Linked DNA regions of Homo sapiens: all the other regions are linked to region 5. A link is a loop called in an ENCODE intact Hi-C map of the cell type or tissue named here. Cell type or tissue: heart left ventricle. All regions are shown on one strand.

What was found. Hi-C counts contacts between places; a loop is a spot of excess contacts. Peaks named below come from ENCODE experiments on the same cell type or tissue, not always from the same donor. Only the 100,000 strongest peaks of a DNase experiment are listed, where the experiment ranks them.
Region 1: it touches region 5 in a loop (16-fold over the local background); 87 of 110 quality-filtered maps call a loop at or near these places.
Region 2: a loop joins it to region 5, with 4 times the contacts of the local background. A loop is called at or near these places in 9 of 110 quality-filtered maps.
Region 3: a loop joins it to region 5, with 10 times the contacts of the local background. A loop is called at or near these places in 75 of 110 quality-filtered maps.
Region 4: it touches region 5 in a loop (9-fold over the local background); 34 of 110 quality-filtered maps call a loop at or near these places.

What each region holds. Positions count from the first base shown.
Region 1 is chr2:9,331,367-9,336,366 of GRCh38, reverse strand. It overlaps ASAP2 (ArfGAP with SH3 domain, ankyrin repeat and PH domain 2), which reads right to left. Exons shown (of 28, transcript NM_003887.3): 8 at 1,554-1,629; 9 at 1,188-1,274. Among named protein-coding and RNA genes, the nearest start is that of ITGB1BP1, 90 kb to the left of the region's middle. In heart left ventricle, a CTCF peak has its summit at 2,580 (motif pointing right); a DNase peak (open chromatin) is centred at 2,573; H3K27ac peaks cover 261 bases.
Region 2 is chr2:9,472,268-9,477,267 of GRCh38, reverse strand. CPSF3 (cleavage and polyadenylation specific factor 3) reads right to left here. Exons shown (of 18, transcript NM_016207.4): 18 at 4,167-4,352. The coding sequence ends at 4,251. IAH1 (isoamyl acetate hydrolyzing esterase 1 (putative)) reads right to left here and starts at 2,717. Exons shown (of 6, transcript NM_001039613.3): 1 at 2,621-2,717; 2 at 1,229-1,281. The coding sequence starts at 2,701. RefSeq lists enhancers at 1,098-1,658, 2,139-2,906 and a silencer at 2,176-2,945. In heart left ventricle, a CTCF peak has its summit at 2,516; DNase peaks (open chromatin) are centred at 2,487, 2,777 and 3,047; H3K4me3 peaks cover 2,779 bases; H3K27ac peaks cover 1,408 bases.
Region 3 is chr2:8,871,139-8,876,138 of GRCh38, reverse strand. It overlaps MBOAT2 (membrane bound glycerophospholipid O-acyltransferase 2), which reads left to right. Exons shown (of 13, transcript NM_138799.4): 8 at 2,839-3,031. Among named protein-coding and RNA genes, the nearest start is that of KIDINS220, 36 kb to the right of the region's middle. In heart left ventricle, a CTCF peak has its summit at 3,119 (motif pointing left); no DNase peak of the experiment used is centred here.
Region 4 is chr2:9,369,464-9,374,463 of GRCh38, reverse strand. All of the region lies in intron 16 of ASAP2 (ArfGAP with SH3 domain, ankyrin repeat and PH domain 2), which reads right to left. Among named protein-coding and RNA genes, the nearest start is that of ITGB1BP1, 52 kb to the left of the region's middle. RefSeq lists enhancers at 1-449, 450-998. In heart left ventricle, a CTCF peak has its summit at 2,870 (motif pointing right); no DNase peak of the experiment used is centred here.
Region 5 is chr2:9,140,010-9,145,009 of GRCh38, reverse strand. The region is part of intron 1 of LOC105373417 (a long non-coding RNA gene); the gene reads left to right. Among named protein-coding and RNA genes, the nearest start is that of ASAP2, 64 kb to the left of the region's middle. RefSeq lists enhancers at 1,895-1,974, 2,091-2,988, 4,807-5,000. In heart left ventricle, a CTCF peak has its summit at 2,112 (motif pointing left); a DNase peak (open chromatin) is centred at 2,079; H3K4me3 peaks cover 486 bases; H3K27ac peaks cover 890 bases.

The sequences.
Region 1 (5,000 bases), 190 kb before region 5:
GCTCCAGAGGTGGGGCTTCAGAGGGACTAGAGAGATGTGTAGAATTCAGCCACTCAGGGGAGAGAAAGGGAGGGAGGGAGGGACCTGCTTCATCTTCATAAAGGAACAGCAGCAAAAGTGTAAACTGTAAACCCAGAAAATGTCCACTTCCCTAATATTTATGCAAACTCTTCAGCCTTTAATAAAGTCTACAACAATGAAAGGTGAGGGGTTAAAATAAAAAATGCTACTAACCATTAATATATAAAAGGAATATATATATGTATGTTCACGAATAAAACATGCAAAATTCTGCAATTTATTAAAATACTGAACTACTTACTCTCCTAGACTTCGGTCACAAAAGGTAAACGCATTTGGGAGAAAAACAACAATATTCAGTTATAGTACAAGAACTTACAATAAAATAGAGCTCACCAAACTGCCAACAGGGAACTTTATGCTGTCAAGTAGTTTAGCAATTTCTCTAAAATCACTAGATATATGTTTAGATACATTCCTTTTATTAACAAGGAAATGGATTTATACTAAATTCACATTATGATACCCACATTGTAGTGAAAATATAGTAAAATTATCTTTAAAACTTACTTTTTAATGGCTTTTTAAAAACAAGTCCCCACAACACAAACTGTCCCTGCTGACGTGTTAGCACACAGAGACGTCATTACAGAAAGAGGGGAAGTAAGAGAACTAAGGATTTCTGCCTGTCATGATGGAGGCAGCTGTAAGAAAAGCTCATGCCTCATATTTTATAGAACACAATCTCAGGGCTGGCAGAGCCCCAGCTGGTCCCCTGCTACGTGCCTAGGCCTAAAGGGGCAGAGTCCACGTATGTCAGGGTAGGGAAATGACACAGGGCCAGGTACAGGATAAATAGCACAAATGACACATGGTCTCTGTGACGAAGCCACTGAGAGCTCCTTATCTAGCAACTGACAGAGCACAGGGTTTATACACCGCCATTAAGGCCATGCATGTAGTAAATGCTTCCTCCTGAAATAAACATATTTTAAAAGATGGTTTTATAGAACTAAATTGCAAGAATACATTAAATGTTTTACTGGTGCCTGACACAGCCCGAGTGAACTGTGAGCTCCTAGAAGACATGAACTTCATGTTCTTCAGACCCAAAGCCTCCAAGAATGGGGTGAAAACTGCAATCTTTCAAAATTAAATCCCCTCACCTCTTTCTGTTCAACCTGCAATGCGGATTTCAAAATATCTCGAAGCTGTATCAACTGCCTTCTTTCTTCATCCTGGGCCTGTTTGATCTTTAAAAACACACACACACAACAGAACCAATCAGAAAATTAAGACTGAGGTACAGTGAAACGTTGGTGCTCATGGGGCCATTTCCACACAATGCGACAACTGCCTCCCTCGCTGGTCAAACCTTCCCTCCCACCAAGACAGAGGACAGGCGTGGGAACGCCACACTCCACGTGGGCGGCACGGCATGAAAACACAGGATTACACAGAAGTGACATTTAGATGAAAATGTCTGTTGCATTAAGATGGTTTTAAACCACAGTGGGAGGGAAGCTACTCACCGTGTGAAGATCCGTAGACAGCGTTTCAATGGAAGGTTTGAGGCTTTCCACGGCTTTGAGTCCATCCTGAAAAAAACTAGCAGGAAAAAGAAGAAACAGAGATGACATTTCACAAAGGAAAAAATAATTTTGTCAGACAGATTAAAAACTTCTTTAAAGTGACTGAAGTCATTATGTAACTCCTGGGGGAAAAGACTGTATGAACAGAACCTTAAAATATCAGGCAAACCAAGAATAAAATGACACTCAAAATTAGCAGGAGCGAACAGAAAAGGAAATGCAATAAGCTTAAGTATTTGAGATTTTTCTCGACCCATATAAAATGAGGCCTTGAGTTTCAGTTTATAACGGGAGAGGTTCTGCATCTGAAGCCAGAAAGGCCATGGGGCGCAAGTGGAAGACACTGAAGAATGTGCCGCAACAGGCGACCGCGACATGGAAAAGAAAAGGAATGCAGAGGCCGGGTGCTGTGGCTCATGCCTATAATCCCAGGGTGAGGGACTTGGGGAGGCCAAGGTGGGAGGATCACTAGAGACCAGGAGTTCCAGACCAGCTGGCCAACATAGCAAAACCCCTAAAAATACTCTATTAAAAATACAAAAAAAAAAAAAACAAATACAAAAATACAAAAAGCTACTACTCGGGAGGCTGAGGCACAAGAATTGTTTGAACCCAGGAGGTGGAGGTTGCAGTGAGCCGAGATCATGCCACTGCATTCTGGCCTGGCGACAGAGTGAGACTGTCTCCCAAAAAAAAAAAAAAAAAAAAAAAAAAGGAGAAAGACAGAGACAGAGAGAGAGAGAAATAATGCAGAAAAGAACCAACCAAGCAGCTTTGGTGGCCACACTGTGTCTGCGGGGTAGGAAACCGTGGGTAGAGAACTTGAGATCAAATATCAAGAGGAATTTTTTATTTTAAGGCTGAGAACTCAATGCTGTGAGGTCACCTATAACAAGTGATTCAGGAAATACAACAGAGGCTGGACAAGTTTTTCTGCTGGAGCCATGGGCTGGTGTTCAGTGCTGCCTCTGGAGGGTGCTGTGTGTAACCCTTTTGAGAGGAATGAAGAACGGGCATTTCCACGAGCTAAGGAGAAAGTTCTAACCTGTAATGAGGCCTGATGCAGCTCCAGCCTCAATCCACACCATTCCACCCTCTTCATTCACTCAGTTCCAGACATACCGGCCTTTTCTCCCTTCCTCCATGACCACCAAGTTCTCCTGCCCCTGGCCCTCTGCATTCTGTTTCTTCTCTCTAAAGCCTTCTCCTAAGGTGTGTCTGCTTCACCTGGCTGATTCCCACTCATTCTTCAAGTTTTAGGTTAAACATCCCCGGTTAGTGAGGCCTTCCATAATCCCCTACAAGTTATTCCCCTATAAGAGGCCTTCTTATACTTTCTCAGAGCATTTTGTATTTTGCTTCAAAACACTTGCTGTAACTGCAATTATGTATTCATTAGTGTGATTGTTTAAAACAGAATTCCCTCATTAGATATGAAGTTCTAGGAGACACAAAGTACCCGCAAAGTTTGGTGTATTTCAAGCACATGCCATTTATTGAATGAATAACTTAATGAAGGATGGACTGTCACCAACTTTAGCCAGTTTATTAGATACCAAGGAGACTATCTTTAAAAAGTGATCTGGGTTTCACATATGTCATGTGAGGTGATGTTTACTTCTTTTAAACTCAGCAGTAGCTCTATGGGTGTTTCTCAGACCAAATGCGTCACACACAGAAGGCGCCGTGAAAACACTGCAGCGTGGCCTTTAATGCAGCAACTCCAAGGAGGAAGGAGAGGGACACACAGGCCGTGGGGCATGAACTCTGACCAGTGTTTATTAGGAGTCACAGAGGTCAGGATGCTAGAATGTTTTCATTCACCTTTAGACAGACACATCATTCTTTATTTTATACTCTTGTTCCTGTATTTTAATACGTTTTTTTCTGAATATAGAATATGTTTCTGAACTCATCTAATTCTTGTATTTTATTTACGTGTTTTTCTTTATGTAACTATTTTCTTAATCATTTCAAATTCTTGTGAAATAGATAGGAGGACAGAGATCTCTAAGATCTAAGATAAGGAGTAGGAAAAATATTACAGGTGATAAATGCAAAACCACCCAGGGAGAGGGAGCAGGTGTACAGCTCCAAGAATCTTTGCGACCTGGCAATTCTCCCTACGGTCAGACAGAGAGCGAGAGTGAGAGCGCGTGAGCATGAGCCCCGTAGTGGAATCAAGTGCTCAGAGACTTCTCGTCAGGATGCTGTTTCCAGCATGACGATGAATGGTGTACTTGGAATAACAATATGAATTTGGATTTAGATTTAGATTTCATCTCTGTAATAGCCCAGCCAATCTTCACCATCCACCTACCTGGAAAATCTCCTCCCTCTGATTTTTCAAAGTGCTGACCTTCCCGTACCCTCCTTGAGGTGTGTCTTGGCACCCAGACGCCCCTTCAAAGTGCAGTCAGCCCTGGCGTCAGGAGAAGCTTCAAGAAAAGGAACACTATTCCTTCTCCGCTGGCTGCTGTCCCTATGACAGTCCTAACTACATAGCCCCAGAAAATTTTCTTAAGTTGAGCCCATTAACACTTTTCCAAGCTTCACAGAACTTTTACCATCAACATTACCCAATCAAATTTTGTTGTCTATTAAACATTTTCTAGCCTGCCTCACCAGGCTAGAAGGGGTGTATTTCTATCCTTTAAAATACACCCACTTAGAGGCAATTATCAAACCCACCAAGCAGAGTAGCTCCTTTCTTCTCTGGGCCCCACACACCGTGCCAGGGCCCCTCCTGCAGCCTTCACGCCACCACATTCCAATGCGGTGTCTGCTGATGGGGTCTGTCTGTGACACCCGCCCCTCCCTCCTCTGCAAGCTTCTGCAGCATCCGGGGCTGAGCCTTATCTTGACCATGCATTCCAAGTTCACTGAGCAACAGCTGGTCACAGTGGTTTCCAGCAGGTATTGGCTCAAAGAACAAGTCAATTCAACATTCATCACCACCTTTCAAACCATGGTTGTATTTTTTTTGAAAAAAAAAAATCGCTCTGTCGCCCAGGCTGGGGTGCAGCAGCATGATCTCAGCTCACTGCAACCTCCGCCTCTTGGGTTCAAGTGATTCTCCAGCCTCAGTCTCCCGAGTAGCCGGGACTACAGGTGTGCACTACCGCATCCGGCTAATTTTTGTATTTTTAGTAGAGACCAGGTTTCACCATGTTGGCCAGGCTGGTCTTGAACTCCTGACCTCAGGTGATCCGCCCCCCTTGGCCTCCCAAAGTGCTGGGATTTCAGGCATGAGCCACCATGCCTTGCCAAACCATGGCTGTCTTTATTTTATAATGTTATAATGCCCTACTTCTAGATTCCGCTAGAGTACAGGATCTTCAATGTTCAGGAGCAAAGACTAATAAGACAAGTTTTCAAGATATTCCA
Region 2 (5,000 bases), 330 kb before region 5:
ACCCGCGGAGAACTGCAGGCCACAGCGTCAGGCAGCGGCTCCAAAGCAGCACAAGGGGACACTTTCTGACACTGCTCAAAGTTCTCAGGTGGCATTTATAAACTGCAGAACCACCACCGAAACTCAGCCTTATTTCTAAGAGATTGTTTGTGTGTGTAATGATTATAAAATGCGACTAGCCATTTTACAGAGTGAAATCACAATACTTTAATGAAGTGCTGGGCTGGGTGTGGTAGCGAGTGCCTGTTGGTCCCAGCTACTCAGGAGGCTGAGGTGATGATGCCTTCAGCCCCAGAGGTGGAGGCTGCAGTGAGCCCTGATCACACTGCTGCACTCAAGCCTGTGTGACAGAGTTGTCAGGCCTCTGAGCCCAAGCTAAGCCGTCATAACCTGTTACCTGCACGTATACATCCAGGTGGCCTGGAGCAACTGAAGAACCACAAAAGGAGTGAAACAGCCAGTTCCTGCCTTAACTGATGACATTCCACCATTGTGATTTGTTCCTGCCCCACCCTAACTAATCAATCGACCTTGTGGCATTCCTCCCCTGGACAATGAGTCTCAGGAGCTCCCCACAGAGCACCTTGTGACCCCCTTCCCCTGCTAACAATAGATAACCACCTTTAACTGTAATTTTCCACTACCTACCCAAATCCTATAGTACTGCCCTACCCATCTCCCTTTGCTCTTTTCAGACTCAGCCCACTTGCACCCAAGTGAATAAACAGCCTTGTTGCTCACACAAAGCCTGTTTGGTGGTCTCTTCACGTGGACGCGCCTAACAAGAGACCCTGTCGCAAAACAAAAACCACCAAAAACCAAAACAAAGTGCGGTAGAATTGTGACAAGGTGAGTCTTAAGTCATGGCAGCACTTCAAAAAAAGGCAAAGTAGCTTCCTACCAGTGTGGTGTAGCAGTGAAACTGCAAGTTCTGCAGTCATAGCAGCTGGACTTGGATCTGTCTGCCCCTGACTAGGGAAGAGGCCTTGGCCATTTCCTTGATTTGTCTGAGTCTACCCAGCCATCAGTGCTCAACCCTAAAATATCTAATTGGTCAGACTGAGTGAAGAGTAAATGTTTTCTGTTCCTTCTCCTATATACTGATTAGGGGAGGCAAGCAAAATTAATAAAGGAGGAATGTTCTGTTCAGAACTATCCTTCATCCATAAGACGGATCCCTAAGACATTTTCCATCCATAAGAACTCAAGTATCGGAAACCATTCTCACCTGACCAGCCTGTCAGCCAGCGATGCTCCCCATCCACCCTGCTGGAAGGAAAACTGGAGGAAGAAAAGCCCATTATTACTACTAATGACTGTAACCGGGCATCTCAGCGAGGGCAGTTCTGATTGGCAACTTCTGTTTTCTCGGCGCTCCCTTCTTGGCTTTGATTGCTTCACTCCAGGAGGTCATTTTGGGGATTACAGGTAAGTACACCTGGCAGCACTTTAGCAGAGGGGGATTTTTCTCTATCAAAAGCTAAACAGCCTGTATTCCCAGCACTTTGGGAGGCCAAGGCGGGCGGATCACATGAGGTCTCGAGTTCGAGACCAGCCTGGTCAACATGGCGAAACCCCGTCTCTACTAAAATTACAAAAATTAGCCCGGTGTGGTGGCGCACGTCTATAATCCCAGCTACTCGGGAGGCTGAGGCAGGAGAAACGCTTGAATCCGGGAGGCGGAGCTTGCAGTGAGCCGAGATCGCGCTACTGCACTCCAGTCTGGGCGACAGAGCGAGACTCCGTCTCAAAAAAAGAAAAAAAGAAAAAAAAAAAAAAGCTAAACAGAAATCTAAGTTCAGGAAATAAAGTCAAAGGTCAGTGAGGAAATGAAGGCCACACCGCCTCACTGCTTTGCTGGTTACCGAGCTGAGGGTGAACACTTTTTCATACACATTCCCATGGAATTCGGCAGCTCTGACTGCCCCATATGCCTAAACATAATGTTACCAGTTACTGGCGTATACACAAAAGCCTGGTGAAGCAAGTCCTGTCTGAGAAGAGGACACACACAGGAATGGAATTTCTACTCCCTCCCCGAAGTAAGAACCTGCATTTAGAAGACCGTTCCCTTCATGGGAGGTGAGATGATCTTGGATGAACGGATGGTCCTTTTCTACCTAATTCCTGAAGGCGTTTTACTTCCAAGGTCAACCCCTAACGGCCCCACCTGTGCCCGCAGGGAATGGGGCGAGAGAGCTCCTGGCGCCTCTGCCCGGAGCTGGCCGCGGGGCCTCCTGGGACACAGCGCGCGGTCGCCCGCGGCCGCTAACCCGGACCCGGAGGGGAAAGGCCGCTGCCCAGGAGGGCGCTGAGGGGAAGACCGCGCATCTCGACCCGGGTGGGAGGCGGCGCGGGGCGGGCAGCGCGGCCGGGTCCCCTCGCGTCTGTGCCTGGAGCCCGGGCTCTCGCGGACGCCGTCGTGACCTCCGGGACGCCGCGGGCCCGGAAGGCGCAGCCACTGGGGGACCCGCCACTCCTCCGGTGTCTCCACGGGCGTGGCCAGGCCTCCGGCCCAGCCGTCTCGGGCGCCGAAGAGGACGGCGAGGAGCCTCGGCCTGCTCGGCAGCGACCCCGCAGGGAGGCCGGGGCGGGAGGCCGAGCGTCGGGGCGGCCGTACCTGGGTGATGGAGTCCCCGAAGAGCAACAAGCGAGGCCAGAGCAGGGCACTCCCGCAGCCCGCGGCCTCGCACAGCGCCATGGAGCAGCCGGGCGGGGCGGGGCGGGGCCGCCAGCCACGAGAGGCGCCTGCGCAGTGGCCGCCCGTGGGTTGCGGGAGCCGGGCTCGTGGGCACCCACGCAGTCACTTTGGTGACGCGCGAAGGTCGTTGCCCCTTGGAGTCCGTTTGCAAGAAGCTCGGCCTCCGCGCTTGCTCACCCACAGCAAGGCTGCCCCCAGGGAGTCCGGAGCCCGCGTCCCGCTGCGTGGTTCCCGGAAGAAAAGCGGTTGGGGGCCCTTCTAAGCCCACCCCGCGCTCCGCGGGCGCAGGTGCGTTCGGCAAAGGGCAGGAGTGTGACCTCAGGACGCGCGGCGGGAAGCACAGCTGGCTCTCGGTGGGGCGGAGGGCTGCTCCAGGCCCCCCTGGAAGAGGTCGTGGGATGCGCGCGCGGCCTCCTGCGCCCAGCGTCACTCTGGAGGGCCTGTAACACCCACGAGGACGCAGGCACTGCGGAAACCCTGGCAGTACCTCGTGGTTCTGCGAATGACAAGGGAAAGCAGCTGCACCTTCAGTGCGCGCGCAGCCGGCCGCTTTTCTTTTTCCCGCCGTGGGGTGGATGCGCAGATGCAGAACCCCGCGGACACGGAGCACTGACTAACTTCCAAGGGATTCACCTGTTAAAACGTGGTTGTAATGCAACGTTCTTACCTCAACTGTGCAATGAAGTTCGGCAGCCGAGCTAAAAACGAACGGGTGGGAAGGATGCCTTGAAATCACGGAGCTGTAGATGAGTAACAGAAGGGCCAGGGGCGCCGGCGCAGAGGCCGACCCCGCTCCCTGGGGCGGGGCGATGGGCGTAGAGCATGACTTTCTTTAGGTTGCTCGTCCCAAGCTCGCTTGGATCACCTGGGGGAGCTTTACAACTAAGATCCAACCTAGGGCCCTCATTCCAGCCGGACTAACTCACCTCCTGGTGGCAGGACTTGGGCACAGGTGCACTTGTGATGCACCCCACGTGATTCCCACGGGTAGCCCAGATTGAGAGCCCCTGCTAGAGCAAGCAAAGGTGCCTGGACTTCATCTTTATCACAAGGACTTCATTAAGGCCTTCAAGCAGCAGAGGCTTGAGGCCAGGTCTGTTCCAGGAATCAGCTATAGGGGAGGAGATGGAGGTGGTTGCAGGAATTCAGAGGGGAGAGTAGACTTGGACTCGAACAGCAGCAGTGGAGATGAAGACAGAAAAGATTCAAGTGCAACTTAGAATCCTTATTATTAACTCAAATTGGTTACCCCAGAGGAGAGGGTAACCAGCAGCGGTTGCTATCGGCAGATCTTGATGGTTTCAATGGGAGCTGCACATACATGCCTGGAAGAAGAATCCAAAATTCTAAAATAATGGGCAGTTGATCTAGTAGTTAGTTCTAGAATAATGGACAAATTAATTAGCAATTTAGCAGTATTCAGGCTGTTGAAATAAAGGCCATTTGACATTAAAAGTAAACAGGCTCCCCCAGAGAAACGAATGCATTTTATTTTAGGTAACAAAAGTAGAGTCAAGTATTTTTTCAAAGTTCATATACAGGCACAGTCTCAGTGAACTGGCGTCAGGGCCTCGTACAGTCTCTGTGCAGCCAGCTCCACCATTTCTCGGAGGGATTCATCGTCTTCACTTCCCTCTTCACATTCTACAGTCTGAAAGTGAGGCACAAACAAGACTGTTAGAATTAAGTCTATAATGATTATATAGAAGATAAATGAATACTCTTTAAAAAAACCATCATCTCATAAAAAATTAGCCAGCTGTGGTGGCGTGTGCCTGTGGTCCCAGATAAGAGTCTGAGGTGGGAGGATCACTGAGCCGGGAAGGTTGAGGCTGCAGTGAGCTGTGACTGCACCACTGCACTCCAGCCTGGGCGGCACTGCGAGACCGGGTCTCAAACTAAAAAAAAGAACAATCATCTGTGTGTGCAGAGGTCATGGTGGGACTGATTACCATGAAACAGAACGGCCGCCCTACACACTTGTGGGCGTGCAGTGCTTCCTGACAGCAGCACGGTCCTAATTAGTGATGACTTGAGGCTGGGGTGAAAGACTGGGGAAAGTCTAGTAAACTACATTTACATCAAAGCCCACAGTTTGATCTAGTAAATGATACTCCAGGGAAGTTCATCTATGCCACACAAATTACTTGGCAAGGAATGGATGTGGCTATCTACTCAACATTTGGTACTGAATTTGACTGAAACTCACTAATAATCTTCTAGTTGCTTCTTTTTTTTTTTTTTTTTGAGACAGAATCTCGCTCTGTCGCCCAGGCTGGAGTGCAGTGATGTGATCTCA
Region 3 (5,000 bases), 270 kb after region 5:
TTCTGTTAGATTTCATCTGGTAAAATCTATAAAGTTTCCATGAAAAAGAATAGGCCAATCAGGAAGTCTGTGAGATGAAGGAAAGGGGCTGGTGTGTTTTCTGTGAATGTAGGGCTTAGAGCAAGGGGTCACCTTCTTTCTCCTGCAAATCTACCACCCTCCACTGTGTGGGCAACAAAGAGTCAATGTAGAAATGTACCTGCACTTGCAAAAGATAGTATATTACCTCTTTCCTACCATGTCGCTCATTGTATTTTATACCAAAAAGGTGTTTTGTCTTCATATTTTCTATTACTGGTTAAGTGTTGAGAAATGTCATATCAAACTGAGTGGGATTCCAGACTTGAAATTGGTGTCTCTTCACTGACTGTTTTGTATCTCCAGGATGACCACTTAATCTTTTAGTGGTCTCCCTGCTGTAAGAGAAGGTAAAGACAATTGTAGACAGCTTCTTAGAAGTTTATTCGGGAATGCTGGAAGGAGAATAAAAGCCTAGGAGTCAAGATGCTGGACTGTCAGTGACCAGTTTGGCTCATCATTTCGGCACATCACTTAATGTGTATGAGTCCTTGTCTGCAAAAGGAGAATCTTAATGTCTTCCCCATTTTACAGACTGTATGAAGATCAAATGACTTTGTAAAATACTTGAAAATATCAAATGTTATAAAAGTGATAGTAGTAAATCAAACTTGACAAAGAATAATACAAATGTATATATTCTATCACTTCACTGAGTTTTTATGGGTTTTACTATCATAAAATATCACTTTCCTCTTTTGGGTTATAGACATCCTAAATCAGAGGTTGTTGATAATGGCAAATATTCTTCATGTATTTTCCCACCATTTTAATAATATATTTTATTTAAATTTCACGTGCATATACTTTATAAAGTCAAATAGTGGTAGTTAGTCATAAGTCCCTCAAGGGGCATTTGGAAGCTCCTTGTGCATCAGTGAAGTGCATAGATGCTCAGGATCCTAAGGAGGATGCTCACGGAGCCCACTGGCTCTTCTGTTGGGGACCTCTCCACTGTTCTCTCCTCTATCTGCATCAGTTAGGATATGGGTTTGGCTGCTGAAACAAGGACCAAAATAACAGGAACTTAAACAAGGTGGAAATTTGTTTTTATGTTATATGTGGGACAGCTCACCTGTAAGCAGTGCATTGATAATATGGGGGCCCCAAAGTGTTAGAGATCCAAGCTCCATCTTCCCTGTACATATTACTTTTGCTCATATCCTATTGGCCAGAACCTAATCATATAGCCACACTCGGGTGCACCAAAGGCTATGATGTGTCATCTTTAGCTAGACTTCCAAGCACCCAAGAGAAACTTCCTTTTCTGTGCAGGAAGGGGAGGAGGGCTCCTGGGAAACACTTGGCAGTCTCTGTCATGATGTCTGTAGGCTATTTCTCTGGGGCTCTTTGGTTTTTTGGGTGAAGGATTCTCCAGTTTTCTGCCTAGGGCATACAAACTTGACTGCTGGGACTCTGGGTCTGGGCAGGGGAAGGGGGCTGAGGATATCACCTCTCAGGATACAGGCTGTTTTCGTGTTCTTTACATTTTCGTTGCAGCACCATATCCCTGCCCTACTTCAGAACCATATAGTCTCGTGGCCACAGTACTTCTTATTACATTACTAAAATGATAAGCCTCATTTTAAAATTAAAGTATGGGGCCATTTATTTCACCTTGCTTCATTTATAATTACAATTTTTTTCTCTACCATTTTAAAATCTCATAATTCAAATGTATAGGTAAGATATTTGGGAGGCACTGAAGAAAGAGTAGCCTTATTTTATTAAAGAAAGGGATAAAAGACAATGGAAAATGAGAATAACAACTGCTGCAAGGAGTCCTTGAACACTGAGTTCCACCTCGCAGGAGCAACCAATAATAAAATACTGTTCTCAGAAGTGCAGTGCATCCGGCATATGCTTTGGCTCTTGTCTTGGAGCTTTTCTTCTGGCACTATTATATAAAGTGTTAAAATGTGGAGCTTCATTGATAAATTACTGCAGTTAATTTGAATACTATTTGGTTACTGTATAGAGCACTTCTAAATCCAGATATTTTGTTGCATACTTCATCTGGATCTAGCCTTCTCTTCGCTTGTTTCTTTTTCTTCCTAGCCTATATAATCTCTTTTATACCAAATGAAGTTGAAATATTCTGGCCTTCTACAAATATAAAAACAGCATGAGTTGTAAAAATACAAAATACCATGAGTTGGTGATGCGACCTTACCGCACTATTGCTAAGAATAGCCTCTTCCTTTCACCAGGGTCTTTTATGCAAATTCTTATTCTTCTCAGGTGTATAGCTCTTTTGGTTTTTATTATTCTTGAACAAAGTTGTGTTAACTTTCAGATTTACAGAGATGCATAGATTGTTTATTGTAAAAATAACATCCATGAGATGCCTAGAATTTGGAAAATACAGAAAAGACACAATGGAAAAAATATATATATCCATATAAAATTTATTGCCAAAAGTAATTAGTGTTAATTTTTTATATTCACTTCCATTCACACCAATACACTTATGCTTGCTTTTAGATTTTTTTATTTCCTGAAAATTCTGAATACAAAATGGAGATTTTAGTATGAGTTGAGCAATAACCCCTAGGTAGTACTTATAGATACAGTTGGAAAAGTTCATACCATGAGACCATGGAAGACTTTAAATGCCAAGTGCAATGTAGCTCTTGAATTTTGACCAGGAGAGTTGTAGGACTGATGATCCATTCAGGAAGATTAATCTGTCGATAATACATAGAATGAATTAAAAGGAGCATGGATAAAGTTGATGAAGTCTCGCCTTGCGCTTTTCAGACTGCGGTTGTTCAGAAGCTCTTAGTTTGTGGGCTGTCCTTGTTATTTCACTTGACCATCTGTACAACATTACCTGTGGAGTACAACATTGATGAGCATTTTCAAGCTACAGCTTCGTGGCCAACAAAGATTATCTATCTGTATATCTCTCTTTTGGCTGCCAGACCCAAATACTATTTTGCATGGACGCTAGGTAAGTAACATGTAAATAGATTTCCCTGTGTCTGGTTGAAGCGTTTCTTACCTTGTCGATAGATTGCTATCAGTGCGCCCTCTTGAGGATACATAAAGACCAATTGGAAAAATTAAGTCATCTGTGTAGAAAAAACAGCCCTCGCAACTCATATGTAAGTATATTCTAAAAACTGAATCAATTTTATTATAATACAAAATAAAAATACATGGATCAATGAAAGACAACAGATATTTGTTGAATGCATATTATATTCTAGATTCAGTGCTAGCCAGGATAGATACGAGTATGTATAAGACATAGTTCTTATCCTCCAGATGGTTATAATTTAGTATGATTGTATTCAGCTTACAGTTATGATACCTGTTAAATAGACCATTAGCCATAGTATAATATGATCAGTAGTTTATCAGCAAAGTGAATAAAATGATATTGGCACATTGATAGGGGGTCATCAGTTATGCTTGGCAGGTAGAACAAATTTTAGAGAAAAGATAACATGCAATCGTGGCTTTAATTGAATGTGGGCCAGTTATGGTGGCTCACCCCTATAATCCCTGCACTTTGGGAGTTCAAGGTGGGAGGATCACTTGAGGCCAGGAGTTCAAGACCAGCCTGGGCAACATAGTGAGACCCCTCTCTCTACAAAAAGATTTTTAAAAATCAACTAGGCCTGGTGGCATGTGCCTGTAGTCCCAGCTACTTGAGAGGCTGGGGTGAGAGGACCGCTTGAGCCTAGGAGTTTGTGGCTGCAATGAGCTATGATTGCACCCCTGCACTGCAGCCTGAGCGACAGAGTGAGGTTTTAATATGAGTTGAGCAATAACCCCTAGGTAGTCTCAAAAACAAAAACAAAAAGATGGAATGTGATTTCAGCAAGTGGAAAATGGCTAGTTTTGCACTCATGAGCAAAGAGACATGGAGGTACCTCGCTTTGCGTGGCAGATGTTAGCAGGGGCATGTGGGAAGGAGGGACCTGGTCAGGTGAAATGGGCTTTCACAGGACCTTGCCTGCTCTGCTGAATTAGCCACAAAAGGCTTCAGGCAGGCTGATGGCCTGATCCTGTGGCAGAAGAAGATGATTCTGGCCACGTTTTGAAGGTTGGACTAAAGTAGAGAGAATGCTTCATTGGATAAATTGAAACCTCTTTTATATATGTATTGTCTTTTTATCTCACCCACAAGATTATAAACTCCTTTATTCTTAAGATTGTGTTCTGCTTGCCTTGTTTATATTTGTTACTCAACAAATATTTGAATGAATGCACAAAGAAACACATCAGCCAATAATTAGGCCTCTAAGGATTAGCATTTTACTGTCGGTTTTATTTTGATTACAGTGAAATACAGTTTGGGGCTGGATTCATTATTTTCAGTCTTTCATCATACAGCTGTGCACAATAGCATCATTAAAAGTTGCTGTAACCTAGTGAGTTAATGGCCAATTAAAATATGTTACCTTATGGATTTTAATCTAAGATTTCTTTAAGGATTGAACATTTTTATTGTAGCCAAATTTAGACATCAATAATACCGAATTAAATTCCTGTACTACTTAAATTCTGACTTTAAATTGAGACTGAGAACTTTCCTAAACAAACCTGGTATTTTTAGGGTTTTGTAAGAATTCTGACCTGTTGGTTGAATCGCTAGATTCATAGAATATGAGAGTTCTGCATGTTTTTGGATTCGGTTGGACATCTAGTTGTTGGAAATCTTATCAATAGAACGAGGTCCTTGAATTTATAAGGCTTTTGAGAAAAATCACAAGATCTCTGTAAATATGTAAAAATATACAAGATTTATCATTAGGCCGGGCACGTGGCTCATACCTGTAATCCCAGCATGTTGGGAGGCTGAGGAAGGAGGATGACTTGAAGCCAGAAGTTTGAGACCAGCCTGAGCAACATGGTGAGACCCCATCTCTTCAAAAAAAATTTTTTTAATTAGCCAGGTGTGGTGTTGCACA
Region 4 (5,000 bases), 230 kb before region 5:
TCGCCCTCGTCACCTCCACACCCTTCTTATTCAGGTCCTTCCAATCCGCATGCCCTGCGCCTCCTCCCCCAGGAAGGCCCTGCCCCTGCCCTCCATGCAGCCCTGGCCAACCTCTGTTCCAACATTCTCTACATGAAGGCCTGCCTGCCTCACTGCCCGACAGGCCCATGAGCTCCTTGGGGCATGGACTATGACCTCTTTTTTGTAGGCACCATGCCTGGTATGAAAGGCACTATCAGATGAACTGAAATGAAATGGCAGTCCTCTTTGTGTTCTACTTTCTGGCCTTTATGTGGCAACATGCTCAGACTCCGCCCCATCCAAAGAGCCTACAGAAGCAGGAACAAAAGGGGGCCAAAGAAGCCTGAGTTCAAATCCCACTCCCACCACACACTGCTGCTTTGAACTTGAATAAGTATTTCATCTCTCTAGACTTGTAAGTCTGACTTGCGAAAATGCACACAATACATCCTCACAGTAGCACCATGAGACGTATGTGCGTCAACACACCTGCAGCACACACAGTGGGTCCCGGGCCTTGGAAAGACCCAGTGAACTTACAAGAGGGAGAGCGAAACAGCAGCTCACTGGTCACAGAGTACATGCATTTTACAATCCCAATTCTGAAGGTTGAGGGTCACTGCCCAGGGACTCTTTGAATCTTGAGAATCAGGCAAGAGCCAGGCAGGGGCAGATCAGTTGCATCCATTTGTAACACAGCACTGCCTACAATCTGAGGACAAATGCGGCTGCTCCCCTTCGAGCTGGAGTCCCCGCACGGTTCCCTCCTGACCTCCGCTCTCTCACTCAGCTGACTATGGCAAGGGGCCATGGCTGCTGGAGCAGTTGTTGACTTTTCTGTACCTGCCCTAAATCCCCGTGGAACAACTGGCCCCCCAGAAGGGGAGCCTGAGCTCCCTGGACATGCCACTGGAGGCAGGGAGTAGAGATCCTGTCTACCCTGGGGTCCCTTGAAGATGGGCCAGCCTAAGATGAGAAGCCATTACTCCCACAGCACCCAGACGGAACTGAGTGGGCAGAGGTCTCTTGCCAGCGTCTGCCAGGCCTCAAATCTGCTTGTCCTTGGGTGCATGTGGCTCCTGGACACGCCGCAGCGTGAGGCTGGCTGGTGCAGCTGGAGAGGAAATCACGCCCCAGGGTGCCCGTTCCACCTGAGCAGGCAGCATGCTTCACAGCCCAGGAAGGACTTCCAGGGGCACCTGGTGAACTTGTGCTCTGGCACTTTTATCACACTGCCTCCCTCCTGCTCCGGCTCCAGTTCTGCCCGCTCTACAGGGCCTAGGTTAAGGCGGGTGCCTCAACGTCCCCCGGCACATGCTCCCCGTCCACACAGCGCTAACCCGTGCACTGAGCTCACTGCGGTGCTGGCTGACTTGTGTGTGAGATACGTGGTCTCAGTGGGTTCCCTCAACAGTGCCATGAGTTTTCATCTCCACCTGTAGGCACAACAGGCCCTCGAATAACAGCATTTTGTTATAATGTTAAGAAAAAAATCAATTCCCAGGCAGGGTCCCTGTCTGTGTGGAGTCCACCTGGGTTTTCTCTGGGCACTCCGGTTTCCCCCACATCCCAAAGCTGTGCACGTTCGGCTAACTGCTGTGTCTCAAAGGCCCCACTGCGACTGAGTGTGGACGTGGGTGTGACTGCGTCCCACAGTGGGACGGGGTCCTGTTCAGGGCTTGTTCCCACCCTGGACTTCAGCTGCCAGGACATGCTCCAGCCACCTCTGACCCTGAACTGGAATAAGTGGGTGAATCATTATCTTACTGGTTTTTATGATCTTTCTTTATCCCACTTAGTAGCCAGAATCTTTCTTAAATGTATGCATCGCTCATATTTCAATGTTTAATATTAGAAGTGTTCTGGGCCTTTATTCAAAAGTTTGGTGATGTTCTCATGATCAGAAATACATGGTAGGAACTGAACTCTGGTTTACATCAATTGGCATAGGGTAAAACTGGTTTCTTATACATCATTTTGCTTAAAGTCACAGGTTTCCAGAAACCTTTGAGTTTCTGGAACATTCAGGATTTACTGTACACTGAAGTCCATAAAGGGAAACTGGATTCTGTTTCCTCAGGCAGCTGGTGGGCCTACAAGGGAAGACCCATTTTATTCCTGCAGGTTCTCCTCTTAGGGCCTCCAGCACAGTGTGACACCCAGGGAGATGCTCCATTCCTGGCCTGGCGAGTGTCATGGTGGGCAGCCCATTTAATGATGTAAATGCCTCTTCTGACAGGCAGTTAGACTGGACAGTTGTCCAGTTTCATGCACTTTCAATCATCACTGTGGGACAATCATTACTGCGACCTCCACAGGAAAGGGATAGAGAGAAAGTGGACTTCCTTTACTTGTTTTTTAATGTATTTACTCATCTGCCCAGGGCTTGGAGGCCCCGAAGGCAGCTCCTACACAAACATGGGCACAGGTCTGTTTAACTCCACACATGCCCCCTGGTTTTGTGAAGGAGGTTTGCTTTGCTAATGTGATCCCTCAGATGGGGTTTCACCGTGTTAGCCAGGATGGTCTCGATCTCCTGACCTCGTGATCCGCCCACCTCGGCCTCCCAAAGTGCTGGGATTACAGGCGTGAGCCACCGCGCCCGGCCCTCCCTCTTTTTTTTAATGACAGGCTTTTGCAGAAAAACAATTAACATAATGATACATTTGGTGTTCAGAGGAGGGGCTCTCCTTACACTTCTCAAGGACAGGGTGTGTATAATGGTCCCAAGTCACAGGGAGAAACAGTTCTGGCTCCTGTGAGCAAATACAAGCCTAGCTTCCCTGCTCCACCTCCCCCAGTTACACGTCCCTGACACCCCCAAGATCCGTCTTGGGATTCACAGGCCACTAGAGGGTGTCCTTGGTTTCCCCTTCAACAGATTTATCTGCAGATGGTGTGCTGTTCTGAAATAAAGCTAGAAGCAGTGTATTCCTTTTCATCTGGAAGTAAAATACTAGCTTATTTAAGCAGGCACAGAGCTGGGAGTACTTGTTTGACTCGCTGATTCATTAAATAGTCACTGGTTCACCAGAAGCAACATATTACGGTGGGAAAAACCAAAATGAGTAAGAAGTAATTCATCAGAAAAATATATGTAAATGCCTGAGTATACTATGAAGTGGGATGAAATGTTTTAAAATAGAGCCAAATGCTATAGGAGCACAGAGCCAAGAAAGTAATTTCAGTTGAGAAGGAATGGAAGTAGCTGATGTTTCGCCATCACACGGGTCATCCGCCCTCATTTTGAAAAAAGCCCGGGGTTGGGGGATGTAAATTTCTTTTTCAACAGTGCCAAGGCTGGAGGAGGGCTACAGTGCAGACAGAACGTTCATACTGAAGGGTTCCACATTGACAGTGTTCATTTTTTAGAATCGCCTAGCCCCAGAACAACCAAATGCCCTGCTTTCGTTAGGTACCCCTGGTGCTTGGAAGAAACGACACACACTTTGTTCAGAACTGACCGATATGACAGCATTACAGGGTGCTGGTACCGTCAGTGTGAGATGAAGCAGCTGAAAGAGCAGGTGTCAACTGCACAGCAGGAGATGACCTCGCCATGCTGGATTCACGACGTTTCCTTCACCAAGCGGGACCCTCAGGCTCGCCCAGGAAGAGCTCCTTCACCTTGAGTAACTCTCCACTGAAACTTAACTGGAGAGGAACCTCATTTTCAGGGTGTATGGAATCAATGCAGGGTACAGATGTGACTTCTGTCACCCACAGGAAGAAGAGCAAGCAGGGCAGCTAATGTCAACCAGGCACTAAAACTAAGCACCACATGTCTGACCCCATCATCCCGCTCATGCCCCCAATGCCTCTGTGAGGGGGAACGTTATCTCCCTTTTTTTATTACAGAGCTTAGGCTCAGAGAAGTTAAACAATCTGCCGGTGTCCCATGGCTCAGATAAGGACTGAGATATCTATGTCCCTACTGCCTCTCTAGGTTTGGGTAAAAATATAGATTTGAAACTTAGATCCTCATCAAGAGAGGATGATCACATTGTCAACCTCATGCCTGGTATGTAAAACCACACGTTATCCAATTCTCAAGGAAATGCGACACCACAAACACTTGTTACAGGATTCAAACATAAACTGACTTTAATCCAACAACAACTAAATCGCTCACCTGAGATACCTGATACCTGAAAGACTGTAATGCACATGGTCCCTGTTCACTCCCTCGCAATGTTCTGGCTCTTTCACTGTATCAAGTTACATCAGCAAAACGCAGAAAGAATACAGGTCCTGCAATCTCCGTTTCTCAAAGACATGCCACACAAAATGGTTAAAAAAAATCTAGGCCAGGTACAGTGGCTCATGTCTGTAATCCCAGCACTTTGGGAGGCCAAGGTGGGCAGATCACGAGGTCAGGAGTTCAAGACCAGCCTGACCAACATGGTGAAACCCCATCTCTACTAAAGATACAAAAAATTAGCTGGGTGTGGTGGCATGTGCCTGTCCCAGCTACTCAGGAGGCTGAGGCAGGAGAATCACTCGAACCCAGGAGGCGGATGCTGCAGTGAGCCGAGATCACATCATTGCACTCCAGCCTGGGCAAGAGGTCTTGAAGGGGAAAAAAAAATCTAAATTCTCTCCCTTTACAAAGGGTCCATACACTACCACCTATTTGTGAAACCACCCTTAAAGACATTGTTCACTGTTGCTCACTGTCCTTTGGGAAGACTCGTGTCATTAATTCTACTTCAGGCTTATTCCACAGAAAATGCTGTTTCTGTAAATGAATTTTTAAATACTTTTTCTTATCACATATTTTTCATTTTTCTCTGTCCTGCCAGGACACGCTGACCCAGCCTCACCACTCAAATGCAGGTGCTCTGTTAACTGGCCCAGTAGCCTCTCTCCTTCCTTCCGTCTGTTTCACTTTGCATCACAACAAAACAGGTAAACCACCCATGTCCCCCTATAGACATAAGAGCCATAATACTAAACAGAGCTGAAGTCTAAGGCGAGCC
Region 5 (5,000 bases):
GTGTGTGTGTGTTGTGAATGGAAAATAAATCTCAGCACCCCAAAATCACTAGGCCAAAGGGAAAAGTCAAACAGAGAACTGCATCAGGCAAACCTGCCTCCTATTTGATTCCTAAATAAGATAGCTACAAAGATTAAAAAAAAAAAAAGCTACATGCCTACATACCTCCATCACAATTTCCCACAAGGAAATTCCTTGTGGACGGCAAAACCCTAAAACAGTTCTGTTGAATTTCAGCCTGGCAACGTAAATTGATAGCTTGTCTTCCTAGGTGTGGGAAAAGGACAGAACTCGGTGTTCCCTCTGCTCACCGGAGACAAATGCATATCTGATGGCTTCTTCTGCCCTATTTTAAAATAAAAACGCAGGTTCACTGAGTCAGACTAAGGCCTAAGTGACTATTCCTCTACTCCGTCCTCCCACGTAAATTGTGTATTCAATGAAAGGCTGATCAAAGACCCAAAATAACCTTTTGTTTCTTATCTACCCATGACCTGGAAGTTCCCCCAACTTCAAGTTGTCCTGCCTTAGGGGAGCGAACCAATGTACATCTTACATATATTGATTGATGTCTCGTGTCTCCCTAAAATGTATGAAAGCAAGCTGTGCCCCCACCACTTGGGTACATGACCTCAGGGCCTCCTGAGGCTGTAACATGGGTGTGTCTTTAACACTGGCAAAATAAACTTTCCAGATTGATTGGGTGTCTCAGACACTTTTAGGTTCACAGTGTGTGGTGTGTGTGTGTGGTGTGTGTGGTGTGTGTGTGGGGGGTGTGTGTGTGTGTGTGTGGTGTGTGTGTGATGTGTGTGGTGTGTGTGTGTGGTGTTATGCAATTTATCATGTGATTTGTGTAATCATTGTTATTTACTGGTCTATATGTTCAGTAATGGTGTCTTAGGAACATCTTTGCTTTTTGTTTTGTTTTGTTTTTTGAGATGGAGTCTTGCTCTGTGGCCCAGGCTGGAGTGCAGTGGTACAATCTTGGCTCACTGTAACCTCCGCCTCCCGGGTTCAAGCGATTCTCCTGCCTCAGCCTCCCAAGTAGCTGGGATTACAGGTGTGCGCCACTATGCCCGGCTAATTTTTTGTATTTTTAGTACAGATGGGGTTTCACCATGTTGGCCAGGCTGGTCTTGAACTCCTGACCTCAGGTGATCCATCCACCCGCCTCAGACTCCCAAAGTGCTGGGATTACAGGCGTGAGCTACTGCACCCGGCCTTAGGGGCATCCTTGATAGAGGCTTAAGGCCATGGACTTGAATGAGATTTCCCAGGAGAAGGTGCAGACAGAAAAGGAGGCGGCTTGGGTGGAATGCCAGACAGAAGAGGGACTTTGCTCTGGCCCCCGGAAGAAGCTTCGTGGAGGAGAAGGGTCTATGAGGGGAGGAGACCCCAGAATCCCCTACAAGGGAGGCATCTGGGGCCTGCCCAGCCCTGCTCTTGGGACCCTCTGACCTGGGCTTTCCAGACAGGTCCGTTTTCAAACCCTCTGCTCATGGCTCCCGTACGCCATCAGCCCCAGAATGCCAGCATTTAGGTGCCTAAGCTACACTTCCTAGAAAGCCGTTTGCCTCTGGAATGCTTTGCTAGGTCATGTGTACTGAATTTGGGCTGGAAAAATGTAGCTATATTTGTAAAATATGTCAGTAAGATTGAACACCTGTAGCCAAGCTTGCAGGAGGGACCCCGAAGTCACTGCTGCCAGGCTGGACACGGGGGGCCTTTTGCACCCCCAGCACAGGGCCTGGCACACAAGCCACACTCCGTTGTGAAGCTCGGTTGTTTGTGGTCAAATTCTACACTTTTGGCATCTTTTTTTCAACGAGCGGGAGCACAGCTGTGCGGCGTCTCCTAAAAGCCTTGGCGAGTTAACTCCTACGGAAGTAGGGAAAACGCTTTTCCCCAAGGGGGAGAGAGGTGCACTATTTCTGGAGTAAAAATTTCATGCTCTGTATATTTTTGTTCAGACGTTTGAGCATGAGTTCCTCCGTCTGCGAACTCTGAGTTTGAGGATTCTGAGTCACAGCCCCAGACACGCGCCCGGTGGAAAACGCCCCAGTCCCTCGCGGGGCAGAGGCGGCGCCGGGAACGGTGCGGCAGCACCCCCTGGTGGCGAATGTCGATGCTGCGCCCCGAGGAAGGAAGGCCGGGGAAGCCCTCCTTAGGAGAGGCCCTGCTTGTTACCCCACCCTCCAAAGGCACGCGGCTTACCAGCCTCAGAGGCTCCCAGCTCCACCCTCTCAGCCAGTCTGGAGAGAGCCTGGTGTGACGGAAGGCGGTGTGGACCTAGGAGATAGGGACCGACACTTAGGGTTCCCTGCTGTTTGCGCATCAGGGAATGTGCTGATGAGGACTCAGAGGTGAATGAACCCTAACCCTAGGCCCGGCGCGGTGGCTCACGCCTGTAATCCCGGCACTTTGGGAGACTGAGGTGGGCGGATCACCTGAGGTCAGGAGTTCAAGATCAGCCTAGCCAACATGGTGAAACCCCTTCTGTACTAAAAATAAAAAGAATTAGCCGGGCATGGTGGCGCACGCTTGTAATCCCAGCAACTCGGGAGGCTGAGGTAGGAGAATTGCTTGAAGCCGGGAGGCAAAGGTTGCAGTGAGTCGAGATCGCGCCATTGCATTTCAGCCTGGGCAAGAGCGAAGCTTCGTCTCAAAAAAAAAAAAAAAAAAAAAGAGATGAATGCGATGAATGCACACCCTGGGCTCCGACATCTGCAGGCTCACGTGCTGAGGGGAAGGCAGACCAAGACCATAAGGACCAGAGCTAGAGATTCGGGGCTCAGTAGCGTGGGGTTCTGGCTTTGTCCCCTATCAGCTGTGGGACTGAGGGCAAGCTGCTTAAGCCCTCAGAGACTCAGCTTTTTCATATGTAAACAGGGAAACAGGGCTAATAATTAGTACTTGGCGTAACTATTGTTAAGATACAGTATGTGAAATGAGAGGTACATAATAGATTCACTAAATGGAAGGTAATTATACTTCTTATTCATGTCATAACAACTGATCTGGCAAAGAAGCGAGTACTGGGAGATGAGGGCATGGTTAGGAAAGTCTTCATCAATGGGGAGACATTTCAGCTGGGTTTTGAAGGATGACTAGGAGTTTTCCAATCAAAGGGGGAAGGGCCTCTAGATGGGGGAACTGTGTGTACAAAGGCATAGTGGTAAGAAGTGCTATAGTGCATTTGGAGAGCTGTAAATAGTTCGGTAAATAGTTCAGCAGGTGTAGCTGAAACTGGCCAGGTGAATTTGATCAGAATCTCTGAGAGCAGGTTACAGGAATCTGTGTTTGATAAGAAGTTTCCCAGGAGATTCTGAGGCTGACTTCCCACAGGCCTAAAGTCTGGAAACCCATTGCTGTACCTGACATTCTGCACAATTCTCTCTAATCTGAACCACAACCCAGCAAGATAGAGGTTATTTGTCCTTATTTTACACAGCAGAAAGCCAAGACTCAGAGAGGTAAAGCGACTTGCCCAGGATCACACAGCTAAGGTAAGCCAAGATTCAATCCCTGGTCAGGTTGACTTCAAACCCCATCCACACAGTGAGTGCCCAGTAAAAGCCAGCGATGACCCTCCCTGCCGACGCTCTACAGGCTGGACCCCCAGGTGTGTTGATCCTGTTTCCCTGACTCCATCCTGTTAGGAGTCTGAGGGAAGAGGGGGTTGGGGCCAGGGAAGCACCTCCTGTGGGCCAGATTTCAATGCCACGTAGAGAAGTTTCCCTGGTTAGAATTGCTCATTGGAGGAGGAGAGTCCTGCTCTTCTCAGGAATTTGCCAGAGATAGTTTTGTGGGCGTGTGTGTGTAATTTTTAAAAAATCTAAAATAATCTCTGACTTAAGAAGAGCTTCCACTGCAGCACAAATCATGCATTTTTTCCTGAACCATTTGGGGGTAAATTGTCAACACTTGCTCCCTAATACTCCACCTCCAATACTCCATCACCCCAAATACTCCCATGTACTTCCTGCAAATATGGACTTTCTCCTACATGGTCGGTCAGAACAACCTTCACTCACAACTCAAGTTCGCAGGGCGCGTTGCTGCTGTTCAAGTCTCCCCAGTGGTCTGATGATTTCTTCACAGTGAATGCACCCAGTTCAAAATGGTATGTGGCTTCTGGTTGTCACATCTCCTTAGTCTCCTAGAGTCTGAAGCTGAGCTCAGTCTTTACTTGACTTTCATGGCCTTGACACTTTCGAAGATTAAGGGCCAGTTATTCTGTGGGCTGTGCCGCCACTTGAGAGACTGCTGCCCCCTGGGGATTTGATTTGCGTTATCTGTCTTGGCAGGAACACCTCAGAAGTGCTATTCCACTGGACAGGATTTCAATTTGCCCTATTTAAGCATTGTCTTTTTTTTTTTTTTTTTTTGATGGAGTCTCACTCTGTCACCCAGGCTGCAGTACAGTGGCATGATCTCGGCTCACTGCAACCTCTGCCTTCTGGGTGCAAGTGATTCTCCTACGTCAGCTTCCTGAATAGTTGGGATTACAGAAGTGCACCACCATGCCTGGCTAATTTTTGTAGTTTTAGTAGATATGGGGTTTCACCATGTTGGCCGGGCTGGTCTCAAACTCCTGATCTCAGGTGATCTGCCCTCCTCTGCCTCCCAAAGTGCTGGGATTACATGCCTGAGCCGCTGTGCCTGGCCCTGGCTTGCTTCTTCTAAAACTCTCTTCCACTCCAGGTTCCCCGAAGCCTCGAGCACCCCATCCGGGACCCCCTGGAGCCTCCCCTCCCTCTGCTTACTGCCCCCACCACCCACCTCCCTCCACGTGCTGTAGAAACCTCCCTGACAAGCTGTGGCAGCACAGGGCCAGCTGCCCAGCAAGTTCCCCTGTCCCTCCTGGGGTCACCCAGACTTTACTCTCCTGGGGCTGTCTTTCCCACTTCGAGGTGGAGGAGTCCCTGATTAATTAAGGGTTCTGGCCCTTTGGAATTCATCTGTAGAGTTGCAAATGGACTGCTGGGGCCATATGAGAA